2 separate regions of the Homo sapiens genome follow, and region 1 is linked to region 2. Evidence: read pairs that join two places in POLR2A ChIA-PET (ENCODE). Cell type or tissue: MCF 10A. All regions are shown on one strand. Region 1 has its middle 170 kb from the start of MIR302CHG. Region 2 holds the start of LOC102723896 (a long non-coding RNA gene).

What was found. ChIA-PET counts read pairs that join two places held together with the same protein. Peaks named below come from ENCODE experiments on the same cell type or tissue, not always from the same donor. Only the 100,000 strongest peaks of a DNase experiment are listed, where the experiment ranks them.
Region 1: POLR2A ChIA-PET joins it to region 2 with 6 read pairs; 3 of 35 experiments call an interaction of 5 or more read pairs at or near these places.

Annotation. Positions count from the first base shown.
Region 1 is chr4:112,813,915-112,821,914 of GRCh38, reverse strand. It overlaps a transcript of ANK2 not described here. Among named protein-coding and RNA genes, the nearest start is that of MIR302CHG, 170 kb to the right of the region's middle. RefSeq lists enhancers at 3,065-3,588, 3,739-3,788, 3,919-3,968, 3,589-4,114 and a silencer at 7,935-7,994. In MCF 10A, no CTCF peak of the experiment used is centred here; a DNase peak (open chromatin) is centred at 3,834.
Region 2 is chr4:112,885,003-112,893,002 of GRCh38, reverse strand. It overlaps LOC102723896 (a long non-coding RNA gene), which reads left to right and starts at 7,050. Exons shown (of 3, transcript XR_007058233.1): 1 at 7,050-7,125. It also overlaps a transcript of ANK2 not described here. In MCF 10A, no CTCF peak of the experiment used is centred here; a DNase peak (open chromatin) is centred at 3,222.

The DNA of each region.
Region 1 (8,000 bases), 71 kb after region 2:
ACACCTGTGGTCCCAGCTATTTGGTGGGGCTGAGATAGGAGGATGGCTTGAGCCCAGGATGCGGAGGTGGCATTAAGCCAAGATTGCACGAATGTACTCCAGCCTGGGTGACAGACAGACCCTTTCTCAAAAAAAAAAAAAAATCTATGACTCAGAAAACCACCCAAATAGAATGAAGCTTCTAAATGTTCTCGTGGTATGTGATTTGCCATAACTGAACAATAATCCCCCTTATTAATTAGGGTAGAAGACAGCATAGTGGTGCTTGCCTATAATCCCAGTTACTCAAGAGGCTGAGGTGAGAGGATCACTTGAGCCCAAGAGTTCAAGGTTACATGAGCTGTGATCACACCACTGCACTCCAGCCTGGGTGACAGACTGAGACCCAGTCTCAAAAAAAAAATAAAAAAAAAAATTAGGGTAGTCTACATTCTCAGAAAGCCAAGATTAGAAAACTATAACAATCAGGTATTTGAGATCTCATCACATGACCCACAAAGAATATAAATATGCTACTTTCCTAAGAAAACAGAACTTAATTTTCTCTGTAAAGATTTCCCAATCTGAACTAGGTGTGATGGTGCATGCCTGTAATCCCAGCTACTAGGGAAGCTAACACAGTAGGATCATTTGAGCCCAGGAGTTCCAGACCAGCCCTGACAACACAGCAAGACTCCATCTCTACAAAAAACATTTAAGGGGCCGGGCGGGGTGGCTCATGCCTGTAATCCCAGCACTTTGGGAGACCGAGGCGGGCGGATCACCTGAGGTCAGGAGTTCAAGACCAGCCTGACCAACATGGAGAAACCCCGTCTCTACTAAAAATACAAAAAAAATTAGCCAGGCATGGTAGCGCATGCCTGTAATCTCAGCTACTCGGGAGGCTGAGGCAGGAGAATCGCTTGAACCCGGGAAGCGGAGGTTGCGGTGAGCCAAGATCGCGCCATTGCACTCCAGCCTGGGCAACAAGAGTGAAACTCGGTCTCAAAAAAATAAATAAATAAATAAAAATTATCCCGGTATAGCAGCATGCACCTGTAGTCCCAGTCACTCAGGAGTCTAAGGCTGAAGGATTGTTTGAACCCGAGTTTAAGGTTACATGAGCTATGATCATGCCCCTGCACTCCAGCCTGGGCAACAGAGAGAGACCCTATCTCGAAAAACAGAAAAACAAAGGCAAAGCTAGGCACAGTGGCTCATGCCTGTAATCCCAGCTACTTGGGAGGCTAAGGTAGGAGGATTACTTGAGCCCAGGAATTGAGTCCAGCTTGGACAACATAGCAAGAACCTGTCTCTAATTTAAAAACACAAAATTGACTTTCCAATCTATTGCAAGACATTCTTCGGGAAAGACGGTGAAATTACAGTCATTTTACTATGCTAATAATTACACAGCATTTTAAATAAAAAAGAACCAGAAATTGAAAAAAACACCTAATTTTTAAAGAAAATGTTCTCTCCTTAGGTTGCATGATTGCAGAAGGAGCACTGGGCAGTCAGGCAATCTGAGTTCTAGTCCCAACTCTGTCACTCATCAGATGTGTAACTCTGACCAGCTTTACCCTCTGTGAAATATGGCTGAACTATCAGTCCTAATAGGGTCTGGTCCAGTTCTAAGACTGTAACTACAGGTGCCTTCCCTGAAAAGCAGAAATCTGAAGGAGTGTGGATAGCCCTTCTGCATTAAACATAGCTAGCCTAATGTGATGATAAAGACAGGAAGAGGATACAGGACATTAAACATAGTTGTGTGAGTGAGATGGAAAAATGGATAATTTTCTTCCATTTCTTTTCACATTACTGTGTTAAAGAAAAGGAATTCTAAAACCCCCATAAATGGGTATCTTCACCCTGAGAAGCAGGAAATGTGTGTCTGCAGAGAAATCAGGCCTCTTCAGTTTTGTGACCGAGGAATCCATGTGCCCAAGGATGAGCATCGTTTTATCACACTCCCCTTCAGAGAGTTTTAGGCATGTGGCCAAAAAAGGGGGTGTGGTCTAGGCAGAGACGGAGGGCCAGATCAGGAAGACTACCTCTGAATTCCTCACACCGTGCTCGTCTACAAGAAATGGCTAACAAAATTACAAGCAGTGATGCAGACCCTTTCCAAGATGAATATAGCTTCACTCAACAATATGGAAGGAGGAGAAAGTAGGGTGGGGTGGGAGGATCTTCCATTTCTCTATGTCTTCATTTTATATGGCTTGTACCTGTAACATACAGGGTTCAAAAGATGAATTAGAACTGTCTCTGTGCTAGTGTTTATGCAGTTCAGTGGAATAGAATGGGAGGGGAATCATCCATGTTCACAACACTGGGTGGGGCATGCTCTCTTCTGTTGTTTGTTGTTCTGTGACTTAAACCATATACTGCAAAAGGCTAAAAAAAAAGGACAAAACTCATCTAAGCATATTTTCTTTGCATTCATACCATCATCTTTCTCACCCAAAAGTTTCTTCAATGCCTAAGTGTTTCTGGAATCAGTGTTTGGCCCCAAAGTCTCTGGTTTGTGCAGAGATTCATAGAAAAGACTAGGTTCTCTTCCTTTAAAAAATAAAGATTTTCCAATGCTTAAAGACATAGCCTAATTATTTGCCTATTATCCCTCAAGGGGACACCATACACCTTGACCTAGAACTCTATCAAGTGTTCACAGAAAAGTGCCAGGGCAAATAAACAATCTGTTCTTCTAAATTCCCCTTTATATCTCCTTCCAACCACACACATTTATTTTCAGTCTCTAAAGCAAACTTAATGTTATATGCTCAGGAGGAAGAGAAAGATGTTATTGAATTTATTCCTTTGCTCTCCAAAAAGGCCACACCTAAGACATCGTCGAGGTGAGAATCATTCCTGATGCATGAGTGTGGGAATGTGGTGCTTTTTAGGAATAAAAAATAAAAACCAAGCCAAAGAACAAACAAACAAACAAAAAAACACTGCTCAGAAATCTGTATCTGTTACATTTCTCTCTACTCCTTAATTGGGCTTTCGATGCAGGAAAGACAATTCACTAGCTGGGAAAGGGAGAAAGAACTCCATCATTCTTCTACTGCCAGCACCTGTTCTGCCAGCTGACACTATTTAATATAAATTTTGACCATAAAAAAAGGCAACATACTAATAGCACTGCTGTTTACCAAAAACTAATTAAATCTCTTTACTGCTGGTTCACCCCCGCTTTCTCTCACACCACCTACTCACCCAATGCAGAGAAGGGGTGGCAACCACTTTCTCCGGCACAGACACAGCCAGTGTCTTAACACAAGCAGTATTCTGACCAAAAGAGCCACCACCCTCTTGCCCCTCTCCCTGCTTATCATACAGGGAACACCAAGTCCACTCTGGGGCTGGGAATCTCAAATAAATCAATTCACTTTAACCAGATCTTAAAAATCTGCCCTACGATTACAGAAAGAGAAAATGCAAATCAGAAAAACACATCACATGGAGAACAAACCAAAACCAGGGCTGGGGAACATTTGCACATCAGCGCTGCCTTTGAACTCCAGAATGGCATGGAAAGCGCCGCTGCCCAGCCCAGACCCAAGGAGGGGGTTTTACAAAGGCTTCCAGCACCCCCTATCAACACAAACACTTCCTCCCCGCTTCCAAAATGCTCTGAATAAAGACCTTCTTTAAGCACTTACTGGGAGCGGCAGCTTCTCTCTGCAATGTGCCTGTGAGTCACGCAGCAGGAGGGGCCCCGGAGCAGGGCAATTCGGAGAGCCCCCAGCTTCCCTGCAAGCTGATGTCTATGAGACAGCAGCCCAGGAACCGACTTTCCCATTACAGCCTCAGACTGTAATCCATGTGCTTTCGGCGGGCCAGTCCCAGCTGCCCACAGAGCACCACATGATCTGCTCTGACATCAGATCAGCCAGACGTGACAGCCCATCCGCCAGCCTCTTCCACACTCTTGGGTTGCATCATTTGAGTGCCTTTGGTTTGCATTTAAGCAGGTGGTACAGAGTAAGGAACTGTTGTTTTCTCACAAAATATTTTTTTTCTGGTTTCTTCTGTTCTAAAAGAAGGGAAAAATAAGCAAGAAAAGCACTTGAATTTGTTGCAGCCTAAATGTATCAGATATATGGGAAGTAACTGGAGTTCCACGCCTAGTTCAGAGAAGCTGAGGAATAAGCTACTGCCAAGATGCCAATGCCGTGGGAGTGATTTCATCTATAAATCACTACCACCACCATACCCCACCGCCTTTCAGTAGATCATCTTTTATATAAGAGTTTATATATATCTATATATACATATATACATATATATATGTTTAAGTCATAAAATATTGGTAGGTGGTGTGTGTGTGTGTTTTAAGCTAGTCACCACTGAGTTTAGTTCATGGGCAATCTCAGTGAGGTAACCATGAGACTCAGTGCAATACACAATAATTCTATTTTGAGAGGATTCACATATAGTCCAACAGAAATAGATGTACAGACCTGGACGGATAGGCAGATAAGCAGACAGGAAGTCAGAACCATCCATTCAGGCTTACATTCATTCATTCAATAATCATTTATTGATCACCTACTATATACCCAGTCCAAAAACAGATTATCAAAATGGTGGAGGGGTTGGATATTTGTTACAGAGCTTCTAATTCTACTTCTGTGATAAGACAAGGAAGTAAGAGCCTTATCAAGGATCCTTATAAAATGTTCTGTGTCTAATACTGAATCTAAAGGCTGGTAAAAAAAATCAGGTTTTATCTTAATTTCATTAGGATAAATGGTAACACATGTAATCTTTAAGGTAAGAATAATCAAAATCAATAAGACTTTATGAAGCAAAATCATAGCCCGCTTAGACAGCTGTGACCAGAAATGATGTAATTCTAAAATTACAAAAAATATAATGCTCCCCTAGCAGAGAGGAGAATTCACTGTTTTTTTTGGACACCGTCTTGCTCTGTCCCCCAGGCTGAAGTGCAGTGGCACAATCTTGGCTCACTGCAACTTCCCCCTCCCGGGTTCAAGTGATTCTCCTGCCTCAGCCTCCCAAGTAGCTGGGATTACAGGCATGTGCCACCACACCTGGCCAATTTTTGTATTTTTAGTACAGATAGGGTTTCACCATGTTGTCCAGGCTGGTCTCGAACTGCTGACTTCAGGTGATCCACCTGCCTCGGCTTCCCAAAGTGCTGGGATTACAGGCGTGAGCCACTGTGCCCGGCCAAGACACTTCTTAAGTAGAAAAATAAATATTTAATTTTAGTTTTCCTTAGTTTAATAATTAGCTGTTTCCTATAAAATAATCACAAAATATGCAAACCCTTGGTTTTCATTATTTTGTCTTTGTCCCTTATATTTAAAGTGAATTGTGCCATTTTCTTATATGTTAATTAAGGCTATAATATCATTATTTGATATTGTAATCAATATAATAGTATTTGCATATTTTTATGGAAATAATTCAATCTAATAATTATAAATTACTAATATCATAATAAATTTGTCATTTAATATATAATATTTAACTCATCTATTTGCTTTGTACCAAGTGTGTGATATTTTCCCCTGAGTTGACCAGGATGCTTGTGACTGTGGAATTCAATATGAGATTCCAAGAGCACTTGTTTCCATTTGTTCTCTATTGGAAATAAGCTATATAAAGAGTAAAACTGTTCAAGTCTACTACTGTTTCTACTGAAACAGAACATCTCTGACACCAGATATGTGGGTTTTTCACATCAAGAAATTTCCCAATTTTCTGCAGACACCAAGTGCCCTACAATTTAATTCAATTCTGACACTGACTACCCAGAGTTAACGCAGACACCACAGGTTAAGGGCTCAGTTCCACAAGACTGCCCCCAACTTCAAATAAAAATCACAAGTAGTGGGTACCCAGGTTACCCACACTTTTGTCCAGCTTGGCTACAAATTGGGGGTTCCCACGACTGACTCCGTCCTTAGGTTTGATAATTTGTTATAATAGCTCACAGAACTCAGGGAAACACTTTACTTATTATTACCAGTTTGTTATAAAGAATATTATAAAGTACACAAATGAACAGCCAGATGAAAAGGCATGTAAGGTGAGGTCTCCAAGTGTCCAGAGTGCAGGAGCTTCTGTCCCCGTGGTGTTTGATGTGGTCCCAACATGTGGATACATTCACCAACTTGGAAGCTCTCTGAATCCTATTGTTAATGGTTTCTTTTTATGGAGGTCCCATTACAGAGGTATGGTTGATTAAATCTTTGGCCATTGGAGACTGACTCAATTTTCAGCCCCCCTCCCCTCTATGGAGGTGTGGTGGATCTGAAAGTTTAAATCCTCTAATCACATGGTTGGTTTCTCTGGCAAAGAGTTCCCATCCTGAAGCTATCTAGGGCAGGCCCCTGCCCCCACCAAGAGTCACCTCATTAGCATAAACTCAGGTTTGGTTGAAAGGGCCTTATGAATAGCAAATTATGCTAATCTCTCCTCATTATCTAGGAAATTACCAAGGTTTTATGAGCTCTGCGTCAGAAACTAGGGATGAATATTAATATATGTGTTTGTTTATATATCACAATATCACAGAGTTAATTCTTTTACACTTATTTAATTGAACACCTATTATGTTCAAGTCACTGAAAATGATACCAAAGTGCATGATATTCGATGGGTTTATAATCTTGTTAGGGATATACTGTTTCCACACAAATATCTGAAATATAGTTGCTAAATCAAATACATAGAAAGTAATGCAGTTAAAGTAGACAAAGAAAGTGAATTCTCGCCAGTGGTGGTGGCTTGCACCTGTAATCTCAGCACTTTGGGAGGCCGAGGTGGGCGGATCATTTGAGGTCAGGAGATCAAGACCAGCCTGGCCAGCCAACATGGTGAAACCCCATCTCTACTAAAAATAGTAGACTTTGAGACTCCATCATAAAAAAAAAAAAAAAGTGTCTTTTTGTATTTAGTTTCTTGGAATTTTGCTGATCTCTCTAGCTAAAATTAACTGGCAATTTAAAAATAGCACTGTTCAGGTACCTACCAACACCCCCCATACAGTGATCTTTTGCCACTATTTCTTATAATATGAGCTAAGTGAAGTGCGAAATGTGGCCTCACTGACAAATTGTTCCTTCCAAAATCTATAGAGTTAACAAAGGTTTAATATTCAAAAGATTGTCACTACTCCTAAACTCTAGCACAGGCTACCATCATCACTTGTCTCCTGGACTACAGCAACAGCTTCCAGTTGTCCTCTATAGAGCAAGCAGAATGTTCTCTCTCTTACTTAAAACTCTCTCAGCCTGAGCAACATGGCGAAACCCCATCCCTAAAAAAAATTTAAAAATTAGCCTGGAGTGGTGGTACACACCTGTAGTCCCAGCTACTCAGGAGGCTGAGGTGGGAGGATCCCCTGAGCCCAGGGAGGTTGAGGCTGCAATGAGCCACAATCATGCCACTGCACTCCAGACTGGGTAACAGAGTAATACCTTGTCTCAAAAAAACAAACAAACAAACAAACAAAAAAACAAAAAAACGCTCTCCAGTCATTTTCCATCTCATTTAACTCCTCATCATGGCCTCTAACACCCTTTAATGAAACTATATAGATGCTTCTTAAGTAGCTTCCTTCTCCAGTAAATAACATACTGAATATTTCTCTCGTTGGCTGAGTTATTGTTCATTAGGTAATTAACACTTGTTTTCTGAAATTCATTTATTTCCTCAGGAAAGACTATAAGAAAATGAACTATTGAATTAAAGGATGCGATCTTATTTCAAAGTAATAGTGTTTAGGCAAGATATATAACTGCCTGCCCAAAGACTACAGCTCCCAAGCTCCCTTGCAACTCAGTGTGGCCTTCTGAGCAGAATTTCTCCTTTCTTGCCTCAAAGAACATTGCTTGCCTTAAACTTCTTTTGTTTCCTTTATGCAAGCTAAAACACAGATTTGCCTGTGACCTCACTTCAACCACACAGCTTTAACGGGGAATGGCAGAGCAAATGAACAGAAGAAAACTGGGCCACTAAATTACCACAGAAAGCAG
Region 2 (8,000 bases):
TTGAAATAACCATTTGGGGGATATAAAAGACTTATAAAAATATATTTTTAGAATGTGCAAATGAATGAAGATTTACCCACTACGCATCCTAAAGGCCATCCTAAAAGCAACAGCTTAAGAAGCAAAATACTTGGAGTTCGATTGGTTTTGCAGACATCAAACTAATATCCCATATCCTATGATCTCAGAATTCAAAAAGGATAAACTAATAACAAGAACAAAAAGAACAATTATGCCTTAAAGTTTCACTTCAATACCCTTAGCATGCATATCAGTCTCACTGATTCTGAATCTTTACAACTCTGACCATGTGAATATGAAACACGCTATTTTCTAATAGCAGTACATCCAAGGTCTAGAGCTGGTAAACAGGACAATGTCAGCATTCATAGCAAGTCCATATCTTTGTAAAGTACTTTATATTCATAAAGAGCTTTCAAACACTTTACTTCAAAATTCTTCAAAATTTGAGTTGGGTAATTGTTACGATCCTTAATAATTATAGAAGCTATCATTTGTTGAGTTTCTATAATAAGCAGGATGTTATATACATGCATACACACACATGCAGACACTTACTTCATTCTAATCCTCACAACAGCCCTATAAGGTAGATGTATGTATAATTTACCAATGAAATAGCTGGGGCTGCTTGCCCAGGGGACTTACCCAAGCTTAATAAAGTTAGTCTAATTCCAAGGGCAAATGTTCCTGGCATGACAGGGCTATTTCCCCTTTTCTAGCACATAACACCAATAAAATTTTTGTGTAGATAGCATTTGTGTAATGGCCTCTTCCATTTCCATCCCTTCCTTCCCCCTGGAATCCAGAACTGTTTCACTGGCCCAGAGCCACCTAGAACTCCCATATCCCATCTGAATCAGCCCTCCCAGGATCATCAGGTGCTAAATATTTCTCCTACCCCAATTCCCACCCACCCACTGCTATCATCAAAACTTACCTAGCCCACCACTATACTTTTATGTCTTTTTTGAAATACAAATTATCCTTGTAACCATGGATGCTAGCACATTTTATTCCTCTGGGATAACTTATTCATTCATTCCTTTAGTAAATATTTATTGAGAACTTATTAGGTAACGCTTTCAGAAAACTATGCTTTAATTCTAAGGACTGACTATAGAAATGAAGCTGTATTTATCTTCAGGCAAGTCTTTTGATACCACTCAAAGCATAATGACAGAAATCACTCTTTCTCCATGCGTAATAATAGACAATACTTATCAAGGGTTTCCTCTTTCCTAATGCTATGCATGTATAACCTCATTTAAAATACAATTAAATGGTATTAATAATATTATTTTTATTTTATATACAGGGAAACTGAGGCATAGTGGTGAGGCAGTTTGACAAATATAAGATGGCTAGTAAATAGTAGAATCAGGATTTGAACTTAGCTCTGCCTCCAGAGCTGCTACTTCTAACTACTAAGCCATATTACCTCTAGCTTTTTAAATAATGAGGGCATTTATAGATTCTAGTTTGCCTTGGATAATTTTGATATAAGCTTGCTTTCTCCGTGCATAATTAATAGCACTCCTTTTAACTCTCAAAAGTATCCTGTTTTGAAAAATAAATTATATTGTCACCCTGTCTCCAATAAAAAAAATAATTGATAACTTGACATGGCTGGAATAGAAAATAGCACAAGATTATTAATTTTGTAGATTTTATTGTAAGCAGATAAACAAATTCTATCATGCATTCACTGGGACACAAAGGAAGCATGGGAAGGAAGAACAAAAAAGGAAGATGAGGAGTCATGAATCTTGATTTAAGTACAGGATCTGCTACTGCTAGTTACGTGGCACGAGGCAAGTCACAAAACCTCTGAGTCTCAATCTCATCTATTAAATAGAGTTTAAAACACCAAATCCAGTGTTGTGGTGAAAAGTAAATGACATTACACAGGAAAATACCTGGAACAGTAACTTTACACCTGGAACATAAAAAACTGTCAAAAAGATAGATGATTAGTTATTCTTTGGAACACAGTTTCCCTTGGCCTGCACACTACATCATTTTTCTACTGTAAATGAAAAGGAGTTCTTAGAAGGATTAAAAAGTCTTTGGATAGCACCTAACATTGCAGAGCCAATAGAAATGTGTATCACAGGCCGGGCGTAGTGGCTCACGCCTGTAATCCCAGCATTTTGGGAGGCTGAGGCAGGCAGATCACCTGAGGTCAGGAGTTCGAGACCAGCCTGACCAACATGGAAAAACCCTGTCTCTACTAAAAATACAAAATTAGCCTGGCATGGTGGCACATGCCTGTAATCCCAGCTACTAGGGAGGCTGAGGCAGGAGAATAGCTTGAACCTGGGAGGCGGAGGTTGCGGTGAGCTGAGATCATGCCATTGCACTCCAGCCTGGGCAATAAGAGCGAAACTCCGTCTCAAAAAAAAAAAAAAAAAAAAAAAAAAAACCACAGAAATGTATATCATAAATTCCTGCTACAAACTTTATTCTTCAGAGTTATTGCATTGGGAATTATGTAGGAAAACAAATCCATTTCAGAATGCATTCTTTGAAGGACATGTAATATTCTACAGCCCAAATATCTGATCGTTGTAGGTGGCCTAACATGTAGGTTCAAGTAGCAGAACCACACCATGCTCTTGAATACTATTTAATTTTATTCTAGAATCTGGTACTTCAAAGACTGAGGAGCCAAGTTTCAAGGCTCATCTTGAGGGAACAGGAAAGGAAATCTCAGAGCAGCAAAGTACATAAAGAAAGCTCTTTCTCTTTCTCTTTCTCCCACTGTGAAAGAACAAAAATATTTGGCAAGAAATGTTATGTTCGTACCTCCTCACAGTGTTTTTAAAGGAAGAAAAAGAGGTGAAAGAGAATGGAGGGGTCTGAATGTTATAAGCCCCAACATTATTAGTTTCACATTCCCTAAGCCTGTTTAATTGTTTACTTCATCTTTTGTTTAAGTAGTCTCTCCTCATAGCATGTCTTTGCTAGACATTAATGAGGCAAAATGCTGAAGAATGATGTATTTTTTACTTACAAGCTATAAAAAGAAGAAATAAATTTACAACTGCACTCAACAAAGAAAACATCACGGTCCCACAGACCTCTGCAACCCTGAGTCCTTGAATTTAGATTCATCCAGCACTGGCTAACATTATGTGGTAATTGTGTTTCCTCAAACTCAAATAATTCATGCCAATTACATAACTCACGCAACTCCCTATGGATTTAGCAATTCTCGAACAGCTGGGATGTGAAGTAAAGACCATAAACTCAGTTCTTTTCAAGGAGAAATTACAACACAAACCTATTGGATCATGACATGCTTTACTAATAAAGAAAGTATCATGTTTTACTTTCATTTCTCACATTAATTTGTAAAGTAGAAATAATTCACATTTTTTAAGAAAATAATTAGGAACCCAGTCAAAAAAAAAAGAACAAGGAAAAAAATAGAAAAATCTAAATTTTTAAAAAAGCATCAAAAAAAGTGAGTCATCTAAAATAAAGTGGAGAAAATGTTTATTCTTGTCTATGGAGTATACCTCTCTGCAGAATTAATGAGCTAGCTTGTAGTCAGAAGGATGAGCATAGGCCATGTAGAGCATACATCCATAAGTGTATATAATAGTCTATAGTATTCTGCCCATTGCAGAAACAACATCATGCATCACTCACCCCAAAGAGAAAAAAGGGCAATATCTCCCATAAAAGAAAAGATGAATGGTAAGCACACCAAGAGAATTTAAGGTTTTGTTTTTTTTTTTTTGAATGAGTGACCCCAACAGCTATAGCACTCATAAAATTCAAGTACTGTAAGTGGTATTGTTTCTACTAAACAAGCTTAACAAACTAGAGGAGAAATGTTTAAGAAAATCTTAAATAAATTGAGATTTTTAAGGAGAAATGTGTCATTTATAGAGAAACTAGAAATTATAATTCACAGTTTTGTAATTGCATTTGATATTAGTTGATAAGTGTATACAGTCTAAGGCAACCAATATAATATGGGGTTTGTGCTATGATTTCTTTTTTCTATCACTATTAACAAGCCTTGCAGAAAACCCACCAGAGTTAACAAGGTTCTGTGTACTCGGGTCAGCATTCTGAATCATCCTCTTCTTTGTTTGGCTGTCCTGACATGATACATGTTGGTACCACAACAAGGACAGCTGACAACTGCTTTCCCTGTTTGAAAAGACTTCGCCATTCAACTTGGACCAAAAACATTTGTCATGTTGTAGGCAGTGGATTAACTATAATCAGACCAAGCTAGTGGTAGTGCCAGTGCCAGATTGAAATAATCTGGTGAAACAAAGGCTGGATTTGTCATTTTGAGCATTGCTAGGTTGTTTCTTTTGGGGTAGACAGGGGGAGAGTGGAAGGTTATAAAACGGACATGACTCTCTCTATGTAGAGTCAAAAGAAAATATCAAAATTAAAAATTTTCAAAAAAAAAAATTCAGAGCTGTTTCAAGCTCTTTACCATGTTAAAACTTGCCAGAAGTAGAGATGTTTTCATATTGATTATATCTTAATATGCAAACCCTTGTTATTTTCAGAATACAAAAAATATCTTCCTCATATATTTTTGTTTTTAAAAGGTTGTAGTAGTTATACAAAATATGAGCGTGTTCTGACTTTGTGAACAGCTCACTTTAACTTTCTAGAAGTCATTTTTCATAGGGTATAGTGATTAGATAATCTCTAACTTTGAAATATGATGACATTAAACATTCTATTAACCATTTCCACTTTCTATATAGCTAGACAAGCCTCCACAAACTGACTTTTTTTAACTTATGAATTGTTGTCAAAGAAAGCTTATAAATACTGTCAATATGATATATATAAATAGCAATAAAATGAACAGCTAAAACCATCTTTAAAAAATTAACAAGTAAAGGAAAACACTACCTATCTAGCTTTTGTTAAAATATAATTAATAGGCCTTATAGTACAGCTATGATATCTGAGAAAAATTATTTTAAAACTCTGCAGGCTTTTCTTGAAACACTCAAAATGGCTTAAAATAAATTATCATGAAATGGTAAAATATTTATCAAAACTTGGCCAAATACCAGTCAATGTAAGACATTTAATAAGTACTTATTAAGTATTTACTATGTGTCAAGAATGGAAAATACTGGGGATATTAAACCATGTCTCTGGCCTCATGGACCTTACAGTCTAGTGAAGATAGACACAAATAAATTTATATTTAATATTCTGGAATAAAAACAATAACCAACTGCTTTTTTTTTTATTTGTACAACAGGAAAGAAGACCAATCTCTTTAGTCTGCTAATTCATGGAAACCTCTATGAAAACTCATAATTTAAACTAACATTAAGATGGATTTTTCACTCATACCTATCTGCACATGAGTAAATACAAAAATTGAAGAGTGTATATGGTTTTAAAACAACAGGGAAATATGAAACACATATCTTTTATTCATATATTCAAAAATAATTATTGAGTGCTTACTACAGATGCTCCTCAAGTTACAATGAAACTATGTGCTGATAAACACATCATAAACTGAAAGTACCATAAGTCAAAAATGCACTTAATACACCTAACCTACCAAACAGCGTAGCTTAGCCTTGCCAATCTCAAACGTGCTCAGAACTCAGAACACTTACATTAGCCTACAGTTGGGGAAACATCAAAATTTAAAATTTGAAGTAGTTTTCTACTGAATCCGTCTAGCTTTCACATCATTGTAAAGTTGAAAAATTGTAAGTCAAAGCATTGTAAGTTGGGGACCATCTGTACATGACTTTGGTGGCTAAATACATCAGTAACTAAAAAGATGAGAAAATACAAATCCTTGGCCTCAGCCAAGGAAAGAAAATAAGTACGCAGATGACTATAATATAATTAGGTATCACAGGAGAGACATAAACCAGTGAGAAGTCAAAAGAGAAATAAATTATTTCATATTGGAGGAATTCAGGGAAGCCTCTTGAAAAAAACCTACCATTTGAATAAGATCTTGACGAATGTGTTAAATATTAGCAAAAAATTGGGAGAACGCATTACAGGTTTCTGTGGGATGGCAACATCTAGGTCATCTCAGTTTCTGTTTCTATTGACTGCATTTTTTTGTGATTGTAGGTCTCATTCCACTTCTTCACATGATTAGTAATTTTTTTTATCATATGGTGAACATGGTAGAGATTCTGGACTATGTGGTCTTCCTTTAAAGTGTGTTGAGCTTTTTTTCTGGAAGGCAGTTAAATTATTGGTAGATCACTTTGGCTCCATCCGGATCAATTTTACATTCTTTTTTAGGGAAAGTCTATTTGTTTTTTGTCTGTTTGTTTGTTTGTTTTGAGACAGAGTCTCGCTCTGTCGCCCAAGCTGGAGTGCAGTGGCGCTATCTTGGCTCACTGCAACTTCCACTTCCCAGGTTCAAGCGATTCTCCTGCCTCAGCTTCCTGAGTAGCTGGAATTACAGGCGCGCGCCACCACACCGAGCTGATTTTTGTATTTTTAATAGAGACGAGTTTCACCATGTTGGTCAGGCTGGTCTCGAACTCCTGACCTCGTGATCTGCCCGCCTCGGCCTCCCTAAGTCCTGGGATTACAGGAGTGAGCCACCACACCCACCCAGTCTATTTGTCTTGAACTTAGACTTAGGGCATAGCTTACTCTGGAGTGCGGCCTTTTTGGTGTCTCAACAGAACACTTAAGGTACCTAATGTGGTATTTATATTCTAGCTGAGCCAGAACTTGAACATCTCCCAGCACAGTAAAACCTCTGTATCACCATTCAGCCCTCAGCCCTGCTGCTGGCAATTTCTCCTAGGCCTCATGGAGTCTTGACCTATACACGTGCAGATCAGCTTTTGGCAAATGATGTTGAGCAGCAAGTCCCCAGACAGACTTCTGTGACTGCCATCCTCTCTAAAGACCCGCCTTGCAAATTCCAGCTGCCTCAGCATACTCAAACTCTAATCCCTGCCTCCTCAGCCAGCCCAGTGAGACTGAGCTCTGCAGAGGCTCCACTTCCATGTGCCAGGGCAGAAAACTGTTCCCAGACAGAAGCAAGGGCTTACCTCATGTATATATCTTCCTTTTAGATGTTCAAAAAATACCATCTCAGAGAAAAACTTGGTAAGGAATAGATGAGTATCAATGTCAATGGAAGGTTGCGCTGCTTATTTAATTTTTTTTTTTTTTTTTTTTTTTTTTTTTGAGACAGAGTCTTGCTCTGTCCCCCAGGCTGGAGTGCAGTGGTGCGATCTGGGCTCACTGCAAGCTCTGTCTCCCAGGTTCACGCCATTCTCCTCCCACAGCCTTCCGAGTAGCTGGGACTACAGGTGCCCGCCACCACGCCCGGCTAATTTTTTTGTATTTTTAGCAGAGACGGGGTTTCACCATGTTAGCCAGGATGGTGTCAATCTCCTGACCTCGTGATCTGCCCACCTCCGCCTCCCAAAGTGCTGGGATTACAGGCGTGAGCCACCATGCCCGGCTAATTTTTTTTTTTTTTTTGATGGAGTCTTGCCCTGTTGCCCAGGATGGAGTGCAATGGCATGATCTCGGCTCACTGCAACCTCGGCTTCCCGGGTTCAAGCGATTCTCCTGCCTCAGCCTCCCGAGTAACTGGGATTACAGGCGCGTGCCTCCACACCCAGCTAATTTTTATATTTTTAGTAGAGACAGGGTTTCAACATGTTGGCCAGGCTGGTCTCGAACTCCTGACCTCGTGATCCACCCGCCTCAGCCTCCCAAAGTGCTGGGATTACAGGCGTGAACCACCACGCCCGGCCCTGCTTATTTAATTTTTAAATAAAGAGTTGAGCGTGATTACGGACAGGGAAGGAAGTCAGTGGGGAAAGATTAAGTGAAGACAGAGAAAAAAAGGGCAAGTATTGAGACCAAAAACCCACATAAAAATGCTTTAAAACTTAATAAAAGAATAATATATATTGTATTTTGATAGCAAACATGTCAATCTAGTGTTAATACTTCTATGTGCCCAGCGC